3 separate regions of the Homo sapiens genome follow, and regions 1 and 2 are each linked to region 3. The links are chromatin loops, found by intact Hi-C in ENCODE. Cell type or tissue: Panc1. All regions are shown on one strand.

Region 1 (2,500 bases), 530 kb after region 3:
AACTTCTAATTCTTCCTCTTTCACTAATTTGGTATAATTTTTCAACAACTTCTTTCTATATAGCAGATTTCTCAGTTTTAAAATTAATGTTTTTGGCTGGGTGCTGTGGCTCACGCCTGTAATCCCAGTACTTTGGGAGGCTGAGGCAGGCAGATCACTTGAGGTCAGAAGTTCCAGACTAGCCTGGTCAACATGGTGAAACCCCGTCTCTGCTAAAAATACAAAAATTAGCCGGCTGTGGTGGCAGGCACCTGCTACTAGGGAGGCTGGGGCAGGTGAATCACTTCAACCCAGGAGATGGAGGTTGCAGTGAGCTGAGATTGCACCACTGTACTCCAGCCTGGGCAACAGAGCAAAACTCTTATCTCGAGGAAAAAAATAAATAAATAAAATAAAAAATAAAAAAATTAGTGTTTTTATTTTTTCTAAGAAAACTTCCAGTGCAGCATTTAAAAAATATTTTATAAATGTTTGCTTCAAATGTATAATTATACACCAGTAATATTTTATTCCAGTTGGAGACTCAGGAATCAATTTTACAATAAAATATTAAAATATAAAGAGGTTTTATAAATACATTTTGGCTTTCTATCATGTTAGTAGGGTGGTAGTGAAGACCATCACAGAGGTATTTAAGTTCTAAGGTAAGATCTTCCATTATTTTCAACAGATATTGCTTAAACAAGAGCAGGCCACTAGGACTTTCATGGTCCCTGCTTTTTCTGTTGAAATGAGGCCAGAAGAGAACAGTGATTTGCTCTGGGGAGTGTTTGCCTTATGTAGACAAAGCCCTAAGAAGTAGACTCCTAATAGCTGTAGAGGGAAGGTTGAACGTTCAGAGCTTCTTGCAATGTTAATTAAAGTCTATCATTCTTTGGAGAACTTTGAACATAATGAACACTGGTAACATGGGTACTGCTTGGCTAATCAACATTAAGTTAAATGTAGATAGTGATTAGCACTATTATACTCTGAGTTGACACATGTTCAATTCTGGGAATAAATAAAATTTTCTCTAATTTTTTGTAGTTTTAAAATTGGAAAAACGAATAGAATGAGAAATAAACTTTATACAGTCGCATGGTCAATCATGGTGTTTGAATCGCGTAAGTTGAAAAGGGATATTTGGAAGCCTTAGCGGAAAAGTCAGGGAGCTTCAACCGACCTTTAAATTTCACAGGTGCCTATTTTCTAACAAGAAAATATTTGTATAGAAGCAGTGAGGAAGAACCATTCATTCTAATTATAGAAAAACCTTGCCATAACCCGAGAAGTGCGCCCTAAAAATACAATCGCATAAAATAAGGGGTTTCTTTCATTCAGATTTCTGTGTCCTGCTGCAGTAGGACCCGTTTCCGGCGGTTTCACTGCAGCATCTAACCCCATTCCTTTCAGTCCCTGCTGTGGTTTGGCGCCATCTGGTGGAAGTTAGGCTCTGGTTTAAAAAGCAAGCAGTTGATTTTGGTTCCTGTGTCTGGATGCCAAGGACTTCCAGGATAGCGTTAGCGATTTTGAAACTTCCTAGTTAGTTTACAATTGTTTCATCTCCCCAGACTCTCCAGCAGGAGAGTCTGACCCAGGAGAATATTGGAGATGAAGGGATCCACTATTTCTCCCACTTTTTCAGATGGAGGATGAGAGGAGTGCAGCAGCCAATTCCCATTCACATTATATCCAAATTGGTGTTATCACAGCATTTTACTGAATGTATGCCCATCCATAAAGTATTGGTTGATTGGTTGATTCTTAACCTGAATTAAGGCTGGAGGCCAATGCTGGAGTTATCTACTCTTGCAGAGGCAGATAGTTTTTTCTTCCCTTCATTAATTTCCTAGCTGACCAGGCTTCCAGTTTTCATTGTCTCTGTCTGGGGCTTTTATTTAAGGTTCTGCTGGGTACCCAGCCCCTTTTTATGGTTCATTCTTTTTTGTCTGTAATCATTGCAAGTTCCTCAGCTTAGTATTTCTTCATTATACACAGCAGTGTTGGCTTGTTTGCTTCAGAACTTCCAGAATCTCTTCACTGCTTTTGGCTGCTGGTGGAGTGGTGGTTTGAATTTTATTATTTATATAGTTTGTATATTTTATAGCTTTCTACCAGCAAATTGAATTTAGTTTTATTTGTACATTTCTGTGATCTTTTCAAAGAGATTTGGAGAAGGAAGAGAGGTAACTATATTTGCTTAGGCAGTCACCTTGTTAGGGAGTTTGTTCCCTTATTTATTTATTTATTTGAGATGGAGTCTCTGTCACCCAGGCTGGAGTATAGTGGCACGATCTTGGCTCACTGCAACCTCCGACTCCTGGGTTTAAGCGATTCTCCTGCCTCAGCCTCCTGAGTAGCTGGGATTACAAGCGCACACCACCATGTCAGCCTAATTTTTGTATTTTTAGTAGAGACTGGGTTTCACCGTGTTGGTCAGGCTGGTCTCGAACTCCTGACCTCAAGCGATCCACCTGCCTTGGCCTTTCAAAGTGCTGGGATTACAGGTGTGAGCCAC
Region 2 (2,500 bases), 690 kb after region 3:
CATGCCATTAAAATACCCACTAGATATGTTAAACACTTTTAAATTGATAAAGCTTTTGCATCTGATTTCACTTTATTGTGTAGTATAAATTTTACTGGGATATTTTTATGGTAGAGCATAAAATACACAGGCATATCACCCTTTCTACAATACATTACTCACCTGAGTCCTCAACATTTGGGACATCACATAGTATTGGAGAGCCTGAGTTCACATTATTTTGATTTTGTGACCTTGATTTTTAAATCTTGAATTAAAAAGTACAGTTCCGGAAATAGGTGATAAATAGATCAGTTAAATCTAAAGGCAGCAGTAAATCAGTAGTTTTAAAGCTTGTTTGTTGATAAGGATCTTAAGGGGCATTTCCTCAAAATACAGTTTGCTAGGCCATGTTCCAGACCTGCTAAATTAGAATCTTCAAAGAAGGAGTCTCAAAATGTTGTTTTTGTAAAATGTGCCCCCTGGAGATTATCGTCGTATTAATTTATAAAGCACAACTCTAATTCAAATATAAAATATAGCATAAGACACAATCTTAAAAGGCAAGATAAATAAGAACCCCTTTTCTAATACTTCTAACTTTGAATAAGTACCTTCACTAATTTAAGTCTTGGTTTTCTTTTCTGTAAAAAGGGTAACAATGATTGCACCTAAGTAAAGATAGGGTGGTGAACGTTGAGTCAATGCTCGTAAAACACCTAGTACATTACCTGGCACAAAATAAGGGCTTAGATAATATTAGTGTGATTATTGCAATGTCAACATCGTCATTCTTACAGAATGAATTCAGTTCTTATGATTTATAGTCACTTAAGAAATATTTATTCACAGTGGAAAATTTCTAAAGTTATTAAAGCTGTAGAGAAGTTGAATCGTAAAATAAGAGTATGTTGTACTCGTGTTTTGTGTTTGCATAAATCTTGAAATAAACTTTTTGGAAGTTCTTTGCTTTCAAAGAGTTATACTCCCACCTTGTGGCAAAGGGCTGTAGAGCAAAGACAACAGTACCTGACTCCCTTGGGGATCATGGGATCAAAAATTATTTTTACAAGTGAAGAAATGAAAATAGCTTTACAAATATTGGCCAATAAGTGTAAATGAATGAATAAATAAAAAAGTAAATTTTTAAACAAGAAAGTAAAATTAAGAAATAAAATACTAACTTGAGAATTGCAAATCTTTCACAGGCAGGATGCCGCCAAGGTAATGATTTGCCAGGTGCATTCGTTTCTTTGGAGACCTCAGAGAACTGAGTAAGCCAGATTTGAGCTTGGAAAAGTCAACATGATCAGGGCACTAAGAGTTCGAGTTACAGGCAACCCCCACTGTGTCTCAGATACTCAACTTAGGTAGAACATTGAACATGTGTTAGCCAGTTGAAGTTCATCATAACTTTATTTGTAGATTTGAACTTTATACATAGAATTCAAATTCCTAAAATCATTTTATGTGTATTTCAAGAATCCACTTAGAGAAATATTTAAGACTAATTTTACGTGAAATCTTGTCTTTCTATGTCCCGTTCCTCTCATATCCATTGTCTCTCCTTGACAGTTTTCATGATGATGGAATTATTGATTTAGAATTAAAGCACAAATTTCATGAAGATTTTACTTTATTTCAATTTCATTGTTCAAAATGAATATTCAAAAATCAGACATTTATCCGATCTGCCATTAATGTGAAACACATTGATGTGAACTGTCAATGGTGCACTGAATTATTTCTTTCTTATCAAATTTCATCAGTTCAAATGTAGATTTTAATACTTACCAGCTTCAAGTTAGCAGCATTGGCCAGCTGAAATTAAGTTTAAAAAGCCATTTGGTATAAAATAATTAATTAATTGCTAGCAAGCTTCTCAGCATTTTCTGATTTTGCGTTTAATGAAACTCCTCTGAGCATGTCAAAGTATCCCCTACTCAATTCTCATCCACAGGTATTCAATTATCACTCTATTAATATATAGACCAATAATGGCTTCCTTAGTAGCAAGTAGACTTCACCTTGCTAGCAATTAGGAGGAAATTACTCCTGAATCACATGGAGAAGGGGAACATTTCTTAATAGGTAATTCTTTAAACTTAGAGAACTATGATAGTGCTTAGACTAATATAATTTGTAACAATTTTCCTGTTTTTAAAAAATGTGTCTTTAAAAAATAGAATGTTGGGCTGGGTGCTGTGGCTCACACCGGTAATCCCAGCACTTTGGGAGGCCGAGCGGGGTGGATCACCTGAGGTCAGGAGCTCGAGACCAGCCTGGCCAACATGGTGAAACTTCGTCTCAACTTAAAATACAAAAATTAGCTGGGCATGGTGGCAGTCGCCTGTAATCCCAGCTACTCAGGAGGCTGAGGCAGGAGAATCGCTTGAACCTGGGAGACAGATGTTGCAGTGAGCCGAGATCACGCCATTGCACTCCAGCTTGGGCAACAAGAGCGAAACTCCATCTCAAAATAAATAAATAAATAAATAAATAAATAAAAGAATGTTGAAGG
Region 3 (2,500 bases):
AAAGTATCAGTATCTCAAATGAAATAACCCAAGCTTTTGGTTTTGTAAAGGCAGTCTCTATTTTTGCTCTAATTTCCCCTGCTGAATATGAAATCATTCCATAAAATATTTCTGAGAAGAGGGACTCTGCTTGTCATCACATTATGTCAGGATACAAACAATGAAATATTCCTGTTGCCTTAATACACGCTACAAGTCAAAGAAGCAGAAAGTTACGGGAAGTGCCCTTTGTCTGGAAATGGCAACTAGAACACATCTTCTTGGAGTACCAAGTCTTCCTTTGAATGGTTTAGTGCAGTCAAGTAGTTCTGCACTGGAAACATTAAGAATTAATGACAAAAGACATTCTTAAGGTCACATATTCTACTTGAAACTTCAGTGAAAGAGAAGTAGCTCATTTATTATTTGCCCACTCAACCTGTCTTTTTAAAATTATTTTTAGTTTTAAAAATGAGAAAGGGTCTTACTATTTTGCCCAGACTGGTTTCGAATTCCTGGCCTCAAGTGATCCTCCCACCTTGGCCTCCCAAGCAGCTGGAATTACAGGCATGAGCCACTGTATCCAGCTCTCAACATGTCTATTAATTCGCATCCCTTCCCCTCAGAAAGACCGTTCTCCTATGTATGGATTCTAAATGTTTAAAGGCAGGCTTTCTTTAGGGTACTTTGTACATTGTTTAGTCCTAAAGCATTTTTAAGAAGCAAAAATAGGACACAACTATAGTTTCTGAAAAAATTGTTCAATATTTATTACTTAACATGTCTTAATGTTTTATTTTCTCTATTTCTGGCATGTAAAATAAATAATGGTGCAAAATTGTTGGCTCAAGCCATGTAATCATCAGCAAAAATAATAATTCAAATCCAGACCTGACTGCTTTGGAAAAGGATTTTTTAAATTAAAATAATATTAGTACACTTATTTACACAAGTTAACTATGATGGATAACATACACAACAAATTTATATTTTGTAAGATTAAATAATTTAAATAAGAAACAATAAAATTTTGCATATTAGTAAGTACAAACACAAATTATGGTATCAGACACTATCCACATTTTGGCCACCAGATGGCAATGCAGGAAAATAAAAGGAAAATGACCAGAGGCTGTGCGCTCCAAAATTTTGGCTGTGCTTGTTTTATGTACTTATTCCTATTTTTAAAAAACTTTCAAAATTTATTTTGATTTTCATATTTTTCATAGTAGATTTGGACTATAAGAGATTATATGAAAATGATTATTCTAAAATCCGGATAAAATAGCTGATAACATTTATTCTTACATATGTGGATACATTCCCAGTTAAGAGTTATTTCTGGAAAACTGATAAGAAATAAGATTTATAAAGTGGCTGTTTAGAATTCAATGTCTGGGTGAAATGTTATAACTGCAGTCAGGACTTTGGTTCATTTGCTACTGTGACTTAGCTGCATTTTTGTATGTTTAGTATGTCTTTGAATTTCAGAAGTCAATAAATGAATAGAAAAGCCCAGATTAATAGAAAAAAATGCTTTCTAGGTTATCTGTTACCAAATTACTTTCCAAAAATTTTGTGCCAATTTAAAGTATATATGTGCTAGTTTCACTGCAGCCTCATAAACACTTCCCATTTTTTATTTGCTGAACTGTAAATAAAAATATTTCAATATTTTAACTATTTGAATTTGATTGCTAGCAAAATGACCCTTCTCATATATTAATTTTTGTGTAGTTCTGTTTTTCCAGATTGTTGCTTACTATTTAATCTAAACCTATGAGCCTATTCCTTTACTATTTCTTAAAAGAGTTTTGTACTTAGAAAATCAACCGTCTATCAGTCAGGAAATTATTCATCTGTAACCTTACTGATGTTTCATGGGTTTTGGTATATAGTCATGGTGGAATTTAGTTTCCCCAACACTATGAGGTGATAACAAAATTAGGCAATTTGTTTTTACAAATAGCGAAATTTCCCATTTATGATACATTCATTCATGATACATTCCTTACAACAAATTAAGATTTTGAATACATTTCTGTAATTTTTTAGTCCTTTGTCCCTCCGTTATTTCATGAGCTTGCTTTTTAATATGAATAATTTTAAAAAGTATTAGCTAACATGTATTGAGAATCACCTGCGTGCCAGGCTAAACACTTGATATCCATTAAGTTGTTTAACTTTCAACAAGCTACAGTTTTAGTTTTAATAGGCTTCCCATTATATAGTTGAGGAAATGAGGTGTACGATGTTAAAGTGTTCAGAGTCAAACAGCAACCAAGATTCAGAGCTCAACCCCAAGCGCAAATTCCCTGACGCACTTTTCTCTAAGGTCTTTAATCATTTTCAATTACAGTTTAATAACAGAGGAGAAAGCTACCACATCCCGTCATGTGATATTCTTCACAACTGTCTTCCTACTGCAGTAACTTTAGAAATTTTTGTCAAATTAAAATTGCTCTCATGAGTAAATTAGAAAAACTGCTATCTTCACATGGGTATCCTTTTCATTCCAGGA

What was found. Peaks named below come from ENCODE experiments on the same cell type or tissue, not always from the same donor. Only the 100,000 strongest peaks of a DNase experiment are listed, where the experiment ranks them.
Region 1: it touches region 3 in a loop (18-fold over the local background); 84 of 110 quality-filtered maps call a loop at or near these places.
Region 2: a loop joins it to region 3, with 13 times the contacts of the local background. A loop is called at or near these places in 45 of 110 quality-filtered maps.

Annotation. Positions count from the first base shown.
Region 1 is chr7:82,570,997-82,573,496 of GRCh38, forward strand. No RefSeq gene overlaps it. Among named protein-coding and RNA genes, the nearest start is that of CACNA2D1, 130 kb to the left of the region's middle. In Panc1, CTCF peaks have their summits at 1,415 (motif pointing left) and 1,712; a DNase peak (open chromatin) is centred at 1,435; H3K4me3 peaks cover 575 bases.
Region 2 is chr7:82,728,635-82,731,134 of GRCh38, forward strand. No RefSeq gene overlaps it. Among named protein-coding and RNA genes, the nearest start is that of CACNA2D1, 290 kb to the left of the region's middle. In Panc1, CTCF peaks have their summits at 1,002 (motif pointing left) and 1,202; a DNase peak (open chromatin) is centred at 937.
Region 3 is chr7:82,043,617-82,046,116 of GRCh38, forward strand. All of the region lies in intron 10 of CACNA2D1 (calcium voltage-gated channel auxiliary subunit alpha2delta 1), which reads right to left. Among named protein-coding and RNA genes, the nearest start is that of CACNA2D1-AS1, 36 kb to the left of the region's middle. In Panc1, CTCF peaks have their summits at 1,071 (motif pointing right) and 1,286; a DNase peak (open chromatin) is centred at 1,095; H3K27ac peaks cover 471 bases.